Regions from separate parts of the Homo sapiens genome. Here region 1 is linked to region 2. Evidence: chromatin loops called from intact Hi-C (ENCODE). Cell type or tissue: heart right ventricle. All regions are shown on one strand. Each heading gives the region's core, and the rest is flanking DNA. Links, peaks and the distances in the headings are about the cores only.

What was found. Peaks named below come from ENCODE experiments on the same cell type or tissue, not always from the same donor. Only the 100,000 strongest peaks of a DNase experiment are listed, where the experiment ranks them.
Region 1: a loop joins it to region 2, with 17 times the contacts of the local background. A loop is called at or near these places in 2 of 110 quality-filtered maps.

Annotation. Positions count from the first base shown.
Region 1 is chr1:174,979,113-174,988,381 of GRCh38, forward strand. RABGAP1L (RAB GTPase activating protein 1 like) reads left to right here. Exons shown (of 26, transcript NM_001366446.1): 24 at 3,722-3,793. Among named protein-coding and RNA genes, the nearest start is that of CACYBP, 16 kb to the right of the region's middle. In heart right ventricle, for the core only: a CTCF peak has its summit at 4,300 (motif pointing left); no DNase peak of the experiment used is centred there.
Region 2 is chr1:173,478,559-173,487,827 of GRCh38, forward strand. PRDX6 (peroxiredoxin 6) reads left to right here. Exons shown (of 5, transcript NM_004905.3): 2 at 2,768-2,924; 3 at 6,803-6,949; 4 at 7,697-7,843; 5 at 9,177-9,269. Among named protein-coding and RNA genes, the nearest start is that of PRDX6, 5.9 kb to the left of the region's middle. In heart right ventricle, for the core only: no CTCF peak of the experiment used is centred there; no DNase peak of the experiment used is centred there; H3K4me3 peaks cover 964 bases; H3K27ac peaks cover 174 bases.

The DNA.
Region 1 (9,269 bases), core at 314-8,313, 1.5 Mb after region 2:
AGTTTGAGGCTGCAGTGAACTATGATTGCACCACTGTACTCCAGCCTGGGCAACAGAGCAAGACCCTGTCTCTAAAAAAATAAAAATAAAAAAGTAATTATTTTGTTGTTGTTTTTCTTTGGGGGAAGAAATATTTTTGTTTTTAAAGTTTCCAGAATAGTTTTCCAGATTTATTAAATTTGGTGACTCACTGTCTCCTTTGAAGCAGACACTGGTTGGACATACTTATAACTTATTACTTATAGCTTATTACTTATAACTGATAACTTGGGAGGTCTAACTGACCAAAACAATCTATTGGTTGTTTACAGTGTTGGGTAGATTTAGAGGAATAGAAAAACCTTTTGATGACTACTGAGATCCTGTTTCTGCCTTAGTCAGAAGCTAATTTCCAGTAGATCACACTTGGAACATTTGCCTCTTTGTGAAGTTTAGTTATTGTATTAAATGGCAGTAGCTAGGGGATCAGTGTGCCCTTTGCTACCATGGTACAGAATGTGGTAGGCACTCTTTTTCCTACATGGCTATGTGGCCTTCCCCTCTGCAGGCCAATGCTAGCAGGAAGCTTTCTATTGTGAACCTTAAAATGCTTTTAACAAAGGGCTCATCTTCTTGAGGATGTTTCTGGCCCCATCACCATAGTGGTCTCAGAAAGCCCTCTTTCCTGGTATCTACTGGTATCTTCCTGTCCTTCCTGTTGGCTGGACATGGCAAGGACTCCTCTCATTGCTGAGACCCTGAGTTATCTGTTCAAATTCCAGGTTTCTAGAATTAATTAAAGTACCATATGCCATCTTTTGATCTAAAGATTTCCCTGGGGTCTTCTACTTCACATAGGACTCTGAAGTCTGATACTTACTTTTTAAAAAAATGTGTTTTTTTGCTTATAAATTAAATTTGTGTTCTTGTGGAAAATTAGAATAGTGCAGAGAAGCACAAAGAAAACAAATCTCCCTCAGTCTTTCTAGCTAATCATTGTAATATATTGAATATGCATTGTTGCTATACAAATGCTTTATAAATAAATTTAAAATATATATAAACAGGATGAATTGTATTGTTTATCCTTTTTTTTTGTAACTAGCTTTAGTTCACTAATACATTATGAACATCTTTCCATAAGGAATCCGCATATTCACGGACGATTGATAAATAAAACTTTAGAGCTATTTTACTCTTCTATGATAATCAACATATGTTTATTTAATGCCTGCTCTCTGTGAGGCTTAATACTTTGACAGACAAAAAGATGAATGAATTCAAGTTTTCTTCTCTAGAAGCTTATCATATAATGTGGAGGTAATACCTACGTAGAAATAAGAGGAAAGGAAACTTATTACATGTGGGAAATGAAACCTTTTGAGCTGTGCTTCAAAGGCGATGTAAGACTTGGATCTGTAGAGATAAAGAAGATAAAGAAGAGGATGGAAATGGTAGAAAAGAGAGAACAGGATGTGCAAAGGCATGGAAGTAGATTAGTGAAGAGAAAAATAATTCATTTGGTAAGAGATTCCGGTACAAAAGAGAAGCAAAGGGACGTTAGGGTCCAGATCAAGGAAAGTCTTCAGGGCTAGGCTTGGGACCTTGGATTTTATTTTGTTTGTGGTAGGATCTTTTTGAGCAGGAAAGTGGCATAATCAAAGACATATTATTGGCACTAATCTGTCCCAGTAAGAAATGTGGAACCAAGGAGACAGACCGCGAATACCAGAGTCCAACTGTAAGAAGAACCAGGTCCCTGAACTAAATAACTAACGAAAATAGAGAAAAGGGAGACACAAAAGACAGTTTTTTTTGTTTTTTTTTTTTGCTAGACGAGAAAACCTTGAAGGTGATCTGAGATGCCGAATGTGGGCATCTAGGAGAAGAGGTGGTAGACATTAACCAATACAAGGAACATTAAAGACTATGTGCTGTGGAATTTCCCATTGCTACAAATGCATGTTTTTCATTGCCAGATTATGCCATGGGTGGCCACCAAATGCAGCACTCTTCAAATAGTAATCCTGGGGACTATTCTTGAATATTATCTGGCAAGCCCTTGAAATAATGCAAAAGGCAACAGACCCATCTGTTTGAAGATAAGGATATAAGACACAATCTAAATGCATTCTATAGTTGGAATTGGCTATTACTGGCTCTATGCATAATGTTTTGGCTTATTTAAAAGGGTTTAAGGTTTGCAGAATCTACCATGGTGATCTCTTCTTTTTAACATCAGTCAATACCGTCCTACTAATGGTTCCTCAGGCTTGGATCTGGAGAAATTGGAATGAAACTCAACAAACTAAACTCAGCAAGCAAGCCCTCATCACCAGAGCTATTTTTGAGTAGACTGGGTGGGATTTTTTAAATGTCTGTTTTGATAATAGAGGTAGACCATATATGTTTTTATCCAAAATTATACTTTAAAATTTCACATCCCCTGTTTTTCCATCTTTTTTTTTTTTTTTTTTTTTTTTTTTTTTTGTGAGGCAAGGTCTTGCTCTGTCACCCAGGCTGGAATGCAGTGGTCTGAACACAGCTCACTGCAGCCTTGACCTCCTGGGCTCAAGCGATCCTCCCACCTTTCATCCACTTTTCTAAAATAAAAGATTCTTATTTCAGACAATGGATTTGAACATCCAATACTTATTTATCTAGATTTTTTCCTTTGAAAGCACCTATTTCTACCATTTCTAATACTTGTTAGCACCTTATTTCAGAATCAATAAGAAGAATATATTTTATTTAATGTACACTTACTATTGGCCAAGTGCTATGCTAACCCCTTTGCATACTTTTTTTTCCACTTGATTGCTATAGCACAGCACTTTTCAATCATGAGGAAACTGAGTCTTAGAAAGATTAATGACTTTGCCCAAGCTCACAAAGCTATAAAGAAATGGAGCTGGCCTGCCTTAAACTCACATTTAACTCCAGCAGCTAAGTTTTTAATTTCTATGCTATGTTGCCAAACCTACTTAATAAGAGTTTTAGTCTGTATTATTTTCTGGTCATTTTAACTTTGTTTTATCCACTCTGCCACCTTTTTTTAATACCTTAAATTCTGGGGTACACATGCAGAACATGCAGTTTTGTTACATAGGTATACACGTGCCGTGGTGGTTTGCTGAACCCATCAACCCGTCACCTACATTAGGTATTTCTCCTAATGTTATGCCTCCCCTAGTCCCCTACCCCTCCACCAGGCCGCGGTGTGTGATGTTCCCCTCCCTATGACCATGTGTTCTCATTGTTCAATTCCCACTTATGAGTGAGAACATCACTCTGCCACTTCTTAAGGAAACTTTTGTGATTGAAAACAGGTTCTTTCTGTGACAGTAGAAAGGAGATATTTCTGTCTAGAATTCTTTTCATCAAGATTTTCTCAGCATACTAACTTGTACAAAGTGAATACTCAGCAAAGATTCTATAGGTTAATTCCAAAAGTGAGGCCAGGAATTCACTTGAACCAGTCACAGAAGGCTAGTGACAGAAAGAAACCAAATCTACTCTCCGTATGTTTCTACTAATTAAGGTAGAGTGTGCTTTACATATGGAACGCTCCAGCTTTCTGCTGCTCATTTCCGAAATGACTGGCATTTGCAGTGCTATTCATTTGTAAAATTCCTTCTAGGATCAGATGTGCTAGCATAACACATGAATTGATAAGTAGTTATGTGTACATGCTGCAAGAGTTGTTCTGTTTTCTAGTAAAAGACTCTTTTCTCATCCTTAGATCTGTTCGCAGTTGAGTACCAGGCTGGAGAAACAGCAAGCAGCCAGCAAGGAGGAGCTGGAAGTGGTAAAGGTAAGGAGTGAAATCGTGCTGTGATAAAATTTATTTCAAAGTCACACAGGCTTGTAAGTACCTGAAAGAACCCCAAACACCACCATTTTGTATTAAAGGATTTATTAATAGGAATTATGGAGACTAGGATACCTCTCTTCTGACCAGGTGTGATTGTCTTCCCTACCAGGTGAAAGGTTATGATGCTCCCATAAATCATATGGACTGTCAGAGGCAGCTAACATGAAAGGAAGTAGGATTTGACATTGTCACAAGAAGCCCCAGAGCTTGAGATGAGAGTGGTATGAACCTGAGAACCCTCAGCAGCCCACATCTGACTGAGCCTGCATTGATGTGGCTTCAGTATGGGACTCAGTAGGATCATCCCATCACTCTCTTTATAAGTAAACACCATGGGCAATATAGAACTTAGCTGGAAAAACATGTGTTGGGTAACTGATTCTTGCACTAAGTTTTTAGAGGTTTATTTTTAAAGAAAACCTGTGGCATTTGTTTACTTGCTGCCCCCTGGTGGTAAAATGCATTATGTTGATGCTCTATTTGAAAAAAACAGATTGCTTATTCCATAGAAACAACAGTAAACCAATGGATTGGTATTCTTAAGAGGCAATATTGTCATAGTCAACTTTTGGGACCAGTGTTACAGAAACCTGACATCATCTTATTTGAATATGTTCAGGTTTCATACTAGTAAATAAATGTGTAGTAAGTAATTTAGCAATCTTGAAAAGTGATTTAACCTTTTTAAGCTTCATTTTGTGTTCTATAAAATGGAGATAACATTACCTGCCTCAAAAAATCATTCTGAATGTTAAATAAGATAATGAATATAAAGTACATAGTGTATATAAAGTGCTTATATTAGTACCTGACATACAAGACCTTGTATTCCAAAAGTATTTTCTTCTTACTCATGTTACAAAATGTCAATGAGAGATTTAGTGAGTATAAGGTTTGGTGTTCTCCCTCTCTGATGTGCTAAAATTTGATGTTTGTATCTTCCCTTTCTGGTCTACTTTTGCACTTCTTTCTAGTTAGCACTTACCACTCTTTGTACATTATAGGCATACTGACCAAGATTCAGTTGATGAAGTTGAATGGCATAAAGGGGTTAACTCTCCTGAAGTGAATTTTTTTTGTATTTCTTCTAACAAAAAAAAAAAAAAAAAAAAAGGGATACATGTGCAGAAGGTGCAGGTTTGTTACATAGGTATACGTGTGCCATGGTGGTTTGCTGTGCCTGTTAACCCATCCTCTAAGTTCCCTCCCCTCAGTCCCCACCCCCAACAACAGGCCCTGGTGAGTGTTGTTCCCCTCTTCTGTGTCCATGTGTTCTCAGTGCTAAACTGAAATCTTTATGGAAATAACAAAATGAGAATTTATATTGATTATTCAGCAAAGGTTTTATTGAGCATATACTATGTGCATAGCTATTAGACTGCCATTTTGTTATAGAAATTACACATGAAAAGGAGCTTAAAATTTTCCTGTAGGACAAGTTATGTATACATGCAAATTAAGAACTTCGGAAGCAGTTCAAGGGAGCTAAGTTGGGCCAGGTGTGGTGGCTCACGCCTGTAATCCCAACACTTTGGGAGGCTGAGGTGGGCAGATCACCTGAGGTCAGGCGTTCAAGACCAGCCTGGCCATCATGGTGAAACCCTGTCTCTGCTAAAAATAACAAAAATTAGCCAGGCATAGTGGCTCACACCTGTAATCTCAGCTACTCTGGAGGCTGAGGCACAAGAATCACTTGAACCCAGGAGGCAGAGGTTGCAGTGAGCCGACATTGTGCCACTGTACTCCAGCCTGAGCAGCAGAGTGAGATTCCATCTCAAAAAAACAAAAAACAAACAAAAAAAGTGCTAAGTTGGATCACAATGACAATCAGCATTGTAGAGAAAACAAAATCATGAGAACTATAGACCAAAAAAGGCTTTATGGAGATTGGACTAAAGCAGGGTGGATAGAAATTAGTTAGAGAGAAGTGTTTAAACAGAACATTATAGAAGAAATGATGTGAGTGAAGACGCAAACACAGGAATGAGTATTTCAGTGTCTCATTACAGAGACTGATGTGATTAGAATATGTATTAAGGAACAGAGGAAAATATTGGCTAAGTAGGTGAGACTACCTAATGAAAGGCCATGACATTCAGGAAGAGGAATGTAAACTTGTCTTAGCCAGAATAAAGAAGAACAACTAGGCTCACGCCTGTCATTCCAACACTTTGGGGAGGCTGAGGTGGGCGGATCACTTGAGTCCAGGAGTTCAACTTGGTGAAACTCCTGGACTGGGAAACTTGGTGAAACCCTGTCTCTACAAAAAATACAAAAATTAGCCGGATGTGGTGGCATGCACCTGTAGTCCCAGCTCCTCAGGAGGCTGAAGTGGGAGGATCGCTTGAGCCCAGGAGGCTGAAGCTGCAGTGAACTGTGAGCATGCCATGGCACTCCAGCCTGGGTGACAGTAAGAGCCTGGTACAAAATTAAAAAAGAAAAAGACAGTAAAGCTTCTTTTTTATTGATGATAAGGTCGCAAACAGGTAATTCATTTGATCAAGGTTACACAGCTAGTAGAACCAGGATTTAAGCCTGGAAGTCAGACTCTAAAGTCAATAACATTAGCTGTTAGACTATACTACCTCCCCTTTCTCTAGTGCTTCCTCCTATCTCATTTGGTATGATAAATAGCTTTTGGTTTTTTCAGTTTCCTGTAATAACCTTCTTTTGTCATGATCACCCCCCAGTTCATCCTTTACACTATAATCAGAATGAGTGTTCCCAAATATAAAGTGATATTTGACTATCACTCTGTGTATCAATGCAGAATTAGATTGGCCACATATAGGGAACCCAAAATAGCATTGGCTTAAACATAAAAGGTGTTGATTATTTTACATAAAAGCAGCCTAGGACTAGAAAGGTATATCTTTGGTGTCATTAGTAACCCAAGCTAATCAGTCATTAGTGACCTACATCGTCATGTGGACTTCTATCCTCAAGGTCACCTAAAAACCAATCCTTCCTTTCTTTTTTTCTTTTTTTTTTGAGACGGGGTCTCGCCCTGTCGCCCAGGCTGGAGTGCAATGGCACAATCTTGGCTCACTGCAACTTCTGCCTCCCAAATTCAAGCTATTCTCCTGCCTCAGCCTCCCAAGTACATGGGATTACAGTCACGCGCCTCCACACCCGGCTAATTTTTGTATTTTTAGTAGAAAAATACAAAATACATGGTTTCACCATGTTGGCCAGGCTGGTCTCGAACTCCTGACCTCATGTTCTACCCACCTCGGCCTCCCAAAGTGCTGGGATTAACGGGCATGAGCCGCCGTGCCCAGCACAAAACCAATCCTTTCAACTAGAGCTCCCACCATCACACCCATACTCTATGGCAGAATTTTAGTCCAAAAGGAGATGCAGGATATAAAGGCCTCATTCTCCTGGGTGAGCTCTTTCTAAGCAGCCTTTTTAGAAGCTCCCCTCTAAACTTCTGCTTACATAGCAGCTTTGAGGGAATTTAGGGAGTGTCACCTTTTATCTAGACACACTGCCAGCTGAAATAAACTCAGGGTCTGTTAGTAAGGAAGAAGGAGAAATGGATATTGGGTGAGAATCAGCAGTATCCACCACATTTTAGCAGGTCTGCCAGACTGCAGCTCTGTCAAACTTATTGCTCTATCTTTGACATGTAGCACGAGGCTCGGTAGAGTAAATGAATACATTTTCTGTAGGATAAAATCAGAATTCAGCAACATGGTATTTAAGGACCTTTATGACCTGGCCACAGGGATCTCTCATCTCGCTCATTGTTGAATCGCTTTCTGCTTAAGCCATTTTAAATTCTTTGAAGTTATCTGAAGGTGCTATGTCTTTGCACATGGTGGTGTTCTCTTTGCTGAAATGTCATCCTCCCTCTTAAGTGATCAATCTATTTCTTCAGGTGGTTCAACCTAATAAAATTACTTAGCCAGCTTGGTAAACTTTTAATCATTTAAGACTCAGATCAAAACTATTTCTTTAACATTTTTAGTCAACAGTAAATACACAACAAATATTTACAATATGCCTATACTGGGCTAATTATTCTCAGAGGTTCTTAAGAGAGTGACAAGTTTTGTTTTTACATGTCTAATTAATATTAATGAAAAGGAATACGAAGAGTGGTTTATGGATGGGATGAGAAGGAAGCCAGTGAGTACTGAGAAGGTGACCCCTAGGGATTTGGCCTGGAATGGCAAGAGCTCAGACATGTCAGAGGAAGAAATTTTTTTTTTTTTGAGACGGAGTCTTGCTCTGTCGCCAGGCTGGAGTGCAGTGGCGCGATCTCGGCACACTGCAAGCTCCGCCTCCCGGGTTCACGCCATTCTTCTGCCTCAGCCGCCTGAGTAGCTGGGACTATAGGTGCCCGCCACCATGCCCAGCTAATTTTTGTATTTTTACTAGAGACGGGGTTTCACCATGTTGGCCAGGATGGTCTCGCTCTCTTGACCTCGTGATCCACCCACCTTAGCCTCCCAAAGTTGTGGTATTACAGGCATGAGCCACTGCACCTGGCCCAAGAGGAAGAAATTAATGGTCAGCTGGACATGGGATGAAAGAGGAGCTAATGAAAAGATGATCCAAAGTCGTCAGGCCCAAATGGTGGAGACATGCCCAGTGGCACAAAAGTGTGGTGGAGAGTTGCTTTTTGTGTGTGTGAAGAGAGGAGGATGGGCACGGTGATGGACACATTGAGCTTGTAGCAGTAGGGCATCAAAGTAGAAATAGCATGTAATATCTTTTATCTCTATTGAATTATTTTTGAAAATAAGTAAACAACAGTACTATTGTCTGGAAAACAGTTGCTGTTGTTTAGTGCTGTGTGCCCGATTGGCAATGCGGGCATGTGGTAGAGTTATTTTATTTTATTTTTATTTTTTGAGATGGAGTCTCATTCTCTCGCCCAGGCTGGAGTGCAGTGGCGCGATCTCGGCTCACTGCAAGCTCCGCCTCCCGGGTTCAAGCGATTCTCCTGCCTCAGCCTCCCGAGTAGCTGGGACTATAGGCGTGTGCCACCATGCCTGGCTAATTTTTTGTATTTTTAGTAGAGACGAGGTTTCACCGTGTTAGCCAGGCTGGTCTCAATCTCCTGACCTTGTGATCTGCCTGCCTTGGACTCCCAAAGTGCTGGGATTACAGGCGTGAGCCACCAGGCCCGGCCGGAGTTACTTTTATTAAGCAACAGGGGTCCTCTTTGCTTAAAATTCAACAACAGGACATGTGCTTTGTTGCAAGGGTAGATTTAGGTTAGTCATGATGACCTTCCTCAGTCTACTACAGGCAAGTTCTTTAAACTCTGAGTTTCTTTATGAAATGAGGATGATGATAGTGCTTACTTATACAGTTGCTCTAGGATTAAGTGAAATACTACAAGTAAAGCATTTGGTGTGGGGCTTGGCATCTAGTAAGAATAATGATAGCATAAAATTTCTAG
Region 2 (9,269 bases), core at 529-8,528:
CTTAGTTTTCATCAGAAGCATTCCAGGCATGTCTAGTTATATTATGGTTCTGGAGTACTAGTGGTCCCACTACACTGTGGGGCTCCAAGGCTTGACAACAGTTCTTCCCCAGATTATATCCTTTTTATATACAGTATCCAGGGAGACAGGCTTATGAAATTAATCAGTGATTGGACAGGGCTGTGCAGAGAACCAGGGACAGATTCTTACACATCATATGCCTATCCAACCCTTTATAACCTCTTAAGTCCCTTTTCCAGCCACTGAATAGGGAAAAGTTAAGCTTTGTGAAAGATAGGACTAGGCCAGAAAAAGGTTGAGAAATGGAATATTCAAACCTTGAATGCAGAAAAATACTTTAGAAATACAGCTTATGGCCATTCTTATACTTAGGATCTAGGTAGTAATATTTCTCCAGCAATCCTTGGGATTTTTAGAGTTGTGTTCCTTCCCATTTCTACCTGCAGCCCTCATCCCCCATCCCCATGAAACATAAACTATTTCCAGAACTCTTAGCTTGTATAGATTAAATATTAGCATAAAACGTATTTACTGTGCCAACAGTTATAAATGCTGTCACTTTTTAAGCTAACCATACTTTTTTGGGGTTTTGTTAATGTTTATTGGCCTCTAGATCCATCTAGATTTGATCAAAAGTGGTACTTTATCAGGGAGCCATAGTTAGGAACACGGTAGAAATATCTGCATTTATTAACTAATATACAAGTCTGCCTAGGATCAGGTATAGTATTCCCTACCTTACCGGGAAGAGAAGTTTGAGCCTTTTATATGTTTATAACACATGGATTTTTGCCTGATTTTTCCAATTTTCTATTCTGTATATGATCCCAAATCAGACTGTCAATTTTTGATCCAGGTATTTTTGAGAAGAAAAAATTAAAATGTATTTCTCTACCTTACCCCTGATCATTGTAAACAACTAAAGAGGTTGGGTGCTACATTGGGTGAGTTTACCTTATCGCTGTTTCTTTAAGTGGTAGAAGCAGCTTCTTCATAGTACATCTTCACTAAGCAAAATATGTGTTTTCCAGGGGTCTTCTGGGGCTTAGTAAGTGGGAACCATTCTCTTGAAGGAGGAAACCTTTTGTCTTTTGAAAATGGGTAAGAAAATGGGAGCATGTCACTGAATTACTCTTAAGTGCAGCAGTAGGAAGACTTGGAGGGGAAGGAAGGCCAAGGTAAGACATTCTTGGAGTTTATCCTATTTGTAGCCATGAGGTAAACTGGAGTTTCACTTCTGAGGGAGGGAAGGACGTGAACTGGCTTAAAACCAGTTCCTTTTGCATGATTCAGCAAAACAGTCTTTATGGACTCACAGTGGAAAAAGAACTCCTAACTTTTCTAATTTATCCTCCTTTTAACGATAGAGGAGGAAACGCCCTGTTCCATTTCTTCTCAACTTCTGGAGACCTTCTGTTAAGTCTCATCTAACCATTAAATAGATCGTTTTCCATAGAATCTAAGGCCTAGATTTTACTCATAGTGATATTATCTACTTCAAAAGATATACTCTATGTTCTTCCTTTTGCCCTTCATAGTAAAGTGAACATAGTGCACACCTCCACAATCTTAAAAAAAAATACTAACTTTCCTCCCAGTCTTGCCATAGGGCCCTCCATCCTTTTTGTAAGAAGATCTTTTTCCTTCTTGAAACCTTGGGAGTTGAGTGGCAGCCGTAAGTAGGAAGGAGGTGCCCTTGTCTTTGCTTGTTCTCTGTGCTCAGGGAAACTTCAGAAAGGTCAACTTGGCATCTAGGCTAGATTTAGTTATCTACTAGTTTAGGATCCTGCCTAAATCATCTGGTTTAGGATGGTTTAAGTTGATGGGGATGTGGAGAACTGAGTGTTAAATTTTCCTTTTCAGTTGAAAGAGTAGTTTCTGTTGCCAAGAAGAAGGAAATGGTACTTCAGCTTTCTTCGTGACAGCTTGAAATGTGCTCAAAATTATAAAATCTTAGACAATGATGACTTAGATATTAGTATTTACCTAAGAATTTGCTGTTGTAGAAATCTACATTGCAGGCTATCAAAATTCTACCTGCTTGGTCTGAAGAAAGAAGAAAAAGAAACTGCAAATGAAGAGATAGGTAAAACTGTGAAGGTGCTATTGTTTTGTCAGAGTATAAATATTGGGTGTCATGTTTGGCAGGTAAGATCAGTAAAGTGGTTTTACAAAAGATTTTATATCCACTTGCTTCAGAGAAGCCAAGTGTCAACTTTAATTTTTACATATAAATAGAAGATAGAAACCTATTTATTTCAGATTACATAATTTGTTTATTATTGCAGTCAGGCATTTGTTTGGATTCAGGGCATACTGGGACATCCATTATTGGAGCTGAATGTCAGGGTCTATGCTAGAAAAAAATGTAGAAAAGGATAAGAAGAAATAATTAAGTGTTTTCAGTGAACTACTTGGCTTGAATAGCACAGATTGTATTAGCCAAAAAGGAGTCAGGGTGGCACCATAATTATTAAAGGAGGCAACACCTTAACATTAGTCTTTTTAAATATGTGTCATCTTGAATTTCATGTCTTTGATTGAATTGGGCTATAAGCATAGGCTTCTCTGGAGGTAAGTAGATTGAAAAGCACTCCTCAACAGAAAAGCTTAAAAGTAAATATCATCATAAGCATTCATTTAAAAAAGAAAGCCTGTTTTTGATCCAGAAGTTGTGACTTTTCATTCTCTGTGATGTTGGTGATAACTCTTAATTCAATTGTGACCTTGTTTTTCTTCCTTTCAGATGGGGCATTCTCTTCTCCCACCCTCGGGACTTTACCCCAGTGTGCACCACAGAGCTTGGCAGAGCTGCAAAGCTGGCACCAGAATTTGCCAAGAGGAATGTTAAGTTGATTGCCCTTTCAATAGACAGTGTTGAGGACCATCTTGCCTGGAGCAAGGTTAGTATCAATTGGCATGTGCTTTGAGCCTGAGATTATAGGTCAAGTTATAAATTATGGAGTACTTGGTTTTGAGGTTAAGGTACAAGTAAGCCTTAGGTTCAAAGTTCACTAATTATTTGAAAATTTCAGTTGAACCACACAGTGATCACATTGCTAAATCCATTGGTCAGTCAATTCTCAGCCCTCCTCTTGGCCTGCCAGCAGCATTCAACCCAGCTGATCACTGTACCTCCTGAAACTTTTTCCTTTCTTGACTTCCAGGACACCACATTCTAGCTGTTCCTGCTCACTGATTCTTCATCTCCCAACTCCTAATTTATGCTGAAGTTACCCTGAACTTATTTCTTGGACCTCATCTCTTTTCTGTCTGCACTCTTTCCCTTGGTGAGCTCATCCACTCACCTTTAAATACCATCTATGTGCTGTGATTCTCAAATTTTCATCTCTATGCCAGACTCTTCCAGGTTCATATAACCACTGCCTACCTAGCATCTCTCCTGGGATGTCCAGTCATCTCAAACCTAGCATGTCTAACTAGGCCTCATTCTTAGATCCAGAGTTTTACTCATCTAAGCTAATGGCAACTACATTTTTATAGTTGTTCACACCCCAAATCCAGGAGCCATTCTGAATTCTTCATGTTTTTTCACATCATACATCTGATTTATCCTCAAACTTGTCAGCTCTACCTTCAAAATATGTCCTGTATCATAGATAGAAGACTCACTTCCCAGGGATCTGTGTGACTTACCCTCACCTCTTTTGGGTCTCAACTCACAGGACATTTCATCAAAGCCTTTCTTGTCCTCATTATCTAAAATTATAACTCCTTTTCACGTTCACCATCCCCTTCTCCTCAGCACTCTGCATACTACCTATTTAGTTTGTTTGTTTCTTCCTAGTAGAGTATAAACTCAGCAGGAACAGAGACTCCTGTTTAGTGCACTGCTGGAACAATGCTCACTACTCAGTATATCCTAGGCGATCAGTCAATATTTGTTGAATGAATTAACTGAAGGAAATACCTACTTCTAGCAAAAGAATTTACTTGAACAGTAAATTTGGTGGTCTGAATTTACCTTGAAAACATTTTAAGAACTTGACTGCACTGTGCTGTTAAGTAATAATGATAACTACTTTTTGAGGGATGTATACTAGAAACTATGTCAAACGTGCAGTTGAATAAAAGATGTATTGACTTGTGAGTTAGGGGTCTGTGGCTGCATCCTATAGCAGTTAATGCCAGTTAATCCTAAATATCTGAGACTAGAAGAATCATGTGTAGGAGAAAAAAGAAGGGCAGTTATCTGTCTTGAAGTAGAATTTTTTTTCATTCCTTACACTTCTCAGTGAGTGGTAACTGTAGTTTTTGCTATCATTTTTCATTTTCGTTTTTGCAGTTGAACATACTTTTTTCACTCAGAGAGTTGGAGGGACTTGCCCAAGACTGCCCAATGGCAATGAGATTTCAACCTCAAATCAATGTTCTTTTTAATGCAAGATGATAAAGAGTAGGATTTAGCCTAATTTAGGATAGAATAAAGCCAAATAATTTAGGATAGGTTCTTTGGTGTTCATGGGTGTAATCTAATGCCCATGATGCAAGTGGCAGAGTAGAGAATTAGTGCACAGCAATAATTAAAGTGACATATTGCCAAAGGAAGCGGTTATAGCCCATTATATAATACCTTTTAAAGGACAGACGCATACTCAGGTTTATTTTACCTGCTGAGCTTCTGCCTTAGAAGTTTTCAGAATTGTGATTACATTGAATAGGAAAAAAGTCTGAACTATCAGAAGCAGTGCCGCAACTTTGACAAACAACTGATTATATAATAATCTGCCTCTAGCATGAGACTATATTAATTATTATTTAGCTCTGGTGACTTCATAAGCAGCCAGTGACAACAGAAAGTTAAGATAATAAAATGAAGGAATGTTACAATTTGTTATCATCCGGGAGCCTGAGGCAGGAGAATGGCTTGAACCCGAGAGGTGGAGGCTGCAGTGAGCTGAGATCGCGCCACTGCACTCCAGCCTGGGCAACAGAGACTCCACCTCAAAAAAATAAATAAATAAAAAGAATTTGTTGTTATCCACTTCAGAGCTCATTAATGCCACATTTGTCACATCTCCGTTGAGAAATCCACAATGGTTTTGTATCTGCTATGCCATCAAGCCCCTGTTTTACTTTCAAGCCTACACACAATAGACGTTATTCCAATTTTAAATCCTCTTTTCCATTACTTGCTAAACTCTATCCAACTAAGTTCCTCACTCTCCTATCAATAGTTTATGTACAGAGTTGCCCACATGTTTCATTAATATCGTTCCTGGCCGGGCACAGTGGCTCTCGCCTGTAATCCCAACACTCTGGGAGGCTGAGGCAGGTGGATCACAAGGTTAGGAGTTCAAGGCCAGCCTGGCCAAGATGGCGAAACCCCGTTTCTACTAAAAATACAAAAAAAAATTAGCCGGTGTGGTGGCGGGTGCCTGTAATCCCAGCTATTCAGGAGGCTGAGGCAGAGAATTGCTTGAACCTGGGAGGCGGAGGTTGCAGTGAGCCAAGGTTGCGGTGAGCCAAGTTCGCACCAGTGCACTCCAGCCTGGGCGACAGCAAGACTCTGTCTCAAAAAAAAAAAAAAAAAAAAATTAGATATATATATTTATATATATATATATTTATATATATACACACACACACACATACATATATATACATATGCACACGTATATAATATATATACACATATATATATGTGTGTGTGCATATATATATATAGTTCCTGATTCCTAGAATGCCTTTCTTTTCTCTGTGAAAAATCTTACCCATCCTTCAAGGGCCTAGATAGAAGTCCTGTTCTTTTCTTGAAGCCTTTTGTAACTTTTGGAGTCCTACAAATGGGAGTGTTCGTATACTTCAGTATTTACCATCCACCATTTAACATTAGTCTTGCATTTGCTGCTGCTTCATACTGGAATCATCTCTAACCAAATGAGAAGTTCCTTTGAAGGGAGGAGCCGTGTCTTACTCATCTGTATTCCACATGTATTTACCATAATGCTTAGCCCACCTTAAGTGCTATATCAATGCTTAATCAAATAACAAAACTAGATTTTTTTTTTCTCCAAAAGCTTCCAGGGATAGGAAAAGTAGAAATAAATGGATGAATAAAGTTTTACTAGGGAAGGAGGGAAGTGTATCATTTTTCTTTAGTTCAGACTTGAAATGCTTTGTTTTCTCTTTGAATTTCACCCTAGTTTAGGTTTACTTCTGCCTCTTCACCCATTTATTTTTGACTTGTCCTTCAAGTATATATTCAACTCTCCATTCTTGTGTTTGCTTTGTTTTGTGATTTGTTTTTTTTTTTTTTGGTCATTTCTTATTTGTCTTGTAACTTAGCATCTGAGTCAGGGTGCTTTATGAGGTAGGGACCAGATCTATAAGATTTTCTTTACATATGGCATTATTTCTAGATGTGATGGATTTAACAAACCTATTGTTATCTGATGATTTTTACAGTATTTGGGTACCCAGAGGTACCTTGTATTTGGATCTAACTAAATTATTGCAATTTTAAAGGGGTTGCTGCTATTTTCTCATAGCAGTAAAAGCATGCTGAATTTAAGAGAACTGGGCATGAAAACAGCTTTGGTCCATGATTACAACCTAAGTACTGTACTCTGCTGTTATTCCTGGCAATAATTGGAATGAAGAGTGTTCATCTACTCACTTTTTAAAATTAAAATTGCTTAAAGAAAATTACTGTGATTTGGTCCTCTTTCCTGTCTTGCAAGGTGATGGCTGTTAACTGATGAAATTCAGAGCATGTGTTGGGTTTAGATTCCTCTTTCCCCTTTTACTTGTGTTTCAGGATATCAATGCTTACAATTGTGAAGAGCCCACAGAAAAGTTACCTTTTCCCATCATCGATGATAGGAATCGGGAGCTTGCCATCCTGTTGGGCATGCTGGATCCAGCAGAGAAGGATGAAAAGGGCATGCCTGTGACAGCTCGTGTGGTAGGTCATACAAATTCATTTTGTAGTTAGCTTAACTGATCAGGCTGTATGTCCGTGTAAATGCTGGTACCAGCTAGAGGAGATAGGGGAATATCTACGATTATGAAATAACTGTGTATTGGCGACAATATCACTGATTATCTGTAATGCTGATGCAATTTTCAGCTAAATTTTCCAACTGCTTTATTCATAGTTCATGGAAATCTACAAAAAAAAAGTTGTTTATCCTAAAATGTCTTCCAGAATTGAGAAACCTTTTCATAGCTCTCCTGACTGCTCTCCTGACCGCCCTGTCTTTAAAGTGATGGGCCATATCCTTCTTCATAAGGCAGCTCTGTTTTAAATTTTTATTTGTTCTGTCCTCCGCCCACTAGAAAACAAACCCAATCCCTCATCTGAATAAATGCACAACTATTCAAGGAACAATATCAACTCCCATTAGTATTATTTTTATGATAGTCATCCCCAATTGACACAGCCTTTCCCTCGATTAAATTTGCATATCAGTTTTTCTTACTGGGAAAGCCAGAACCAAATAGAATTCCCTTCTACGTTTAGAAAATAACAGGGAGAAGAAAATTATCTGTATTCCAGCCATCCACATTAGCAGTTGGTGTATCCTTCTAGATGCTTTGTTTTTGTCTTGTTTTTATACCCTTGAACATTATTAATGACTGCAGAGCTTTCTAAGTGGCTTTAATAACACTCAAAGAACTCTTCCTATTTATGCCCCTCTGTGCTTTACAGGTGTTTGTTTTTGGTCCTGATAAGAAGCTGAAGCTGTCTATCCTCTACCCAGCTACCACTGGCAGGAACTTTGATGAGATTCTCAGGGTAGTCATCTCTCTCCAGCTGACAGCAGAAAAAAGGGTTGCCACCCCAGTTGATTGGAAGGTAAAGATGTTTTTAAAAAGCAGTTTCTCTACTTGCCTGAAGGGCCAGTCTCTAAATGGCCAACTTCAAGGTCTGTGTTACCTGTTTCTAGCACGCAAGTACACTGGGAGGATTTTTCCTCATGGCTGAGTTCAAGATTTGCTGAAAGGCCCTTTTCAAGGTCTTTATAACACCTTTTATACACAACACAAACTCCCTATATGGCTTTCCAACTTTTAGATAATTTGGAAAAATTATTGGTCAGAATGATTCCTTTTCCTAATAGAAGGTTTAAAAAAAAAAATTTTATCTAACCCTTCCCTGATGGCAAAATATTTATCGCACAATCTTAATTGGCCATTTCCGTTAAGTCATGGCTGTAAAAGTACTGGTGTATTAATGTCATTAAGTATTTAATTTCTCTTAAGCTTCATTCTTTTAAACCTGTGCTAGAATTCTCCAAAATTTGTTCATAAACTTTTCATCTTTAGGACATGGATAACATCACAAGAGTATCTTAACATTGCTACATTTTTAAAATAATGCTAACCTGAATAGCAGGTTTTGTTTTGTTTTTTTCTGACAGACAAATCACTTAAATTCTGTATCCACTAGTTAACTTATTATTACTTATTTATGTACTTATTGAGCCCAGATAGTAGTGAACTGGGGAGATAGCAGTGAATAATAGAAAGTCCTTGCCCTCATAGAACTTCCATTCCAGTGAGTGGAGACAAACAGTAAACAAGTTTATTAAGTGGTGATAACAGGTGCTACAGGGAAGAATCAAGCACAGATGGGGAGAATAACAGCACAGGGGTGGGAGAGTGACTGTCAAGGAATGCCTGTCTATGAAGGGACCTTTGGAGAAAAACACAGAGAAGATGTGACCAAGGCATGTATACTTGTGAGGGACGAGCACTATAGGCAGAAGGAGCAGTTAGTGCAAGAAACTGGGCCTACAAGTGAGCTTGGCATGTTGGAGGAATACAAGGAAAGCTAGCATGCTTGGAGAAGAAGCTGCAGAAGGTGGGGTGAGGGACAAGAGATGAGAGGAGGCAGGATTCCATCACACAGGGCTTGCAGGCCATGATACTCAGAATTAAATGTAAAGTGTGGTGGCCAGCTGTTACTGGGTTTAAAACAGGACTGTTTCTTGTTAAGATGGGGGAACTGCTTTCCTGCCAAAAGTGCCAAAGATCAACTTGGAAAACAAAATCCTCACAGAGGGGAGAGTAAAGAACACTTGATTAGTCTCATTAGCACCTGTAGCTACTTTTCTAAAGTTAATTCCTGAAGGCCTTGAAGCTTCACTATGAGATTGAATTTCACCATTCTCAATGTCTTTCAATAGGATGGGGATAGTGTGATGGTCCTTCCAACCATCCCTGAAGAAGAAGCCAAAAAACTTTTCCCGAAAGGAGTCTTCACCAAAGAGCTCCCATCT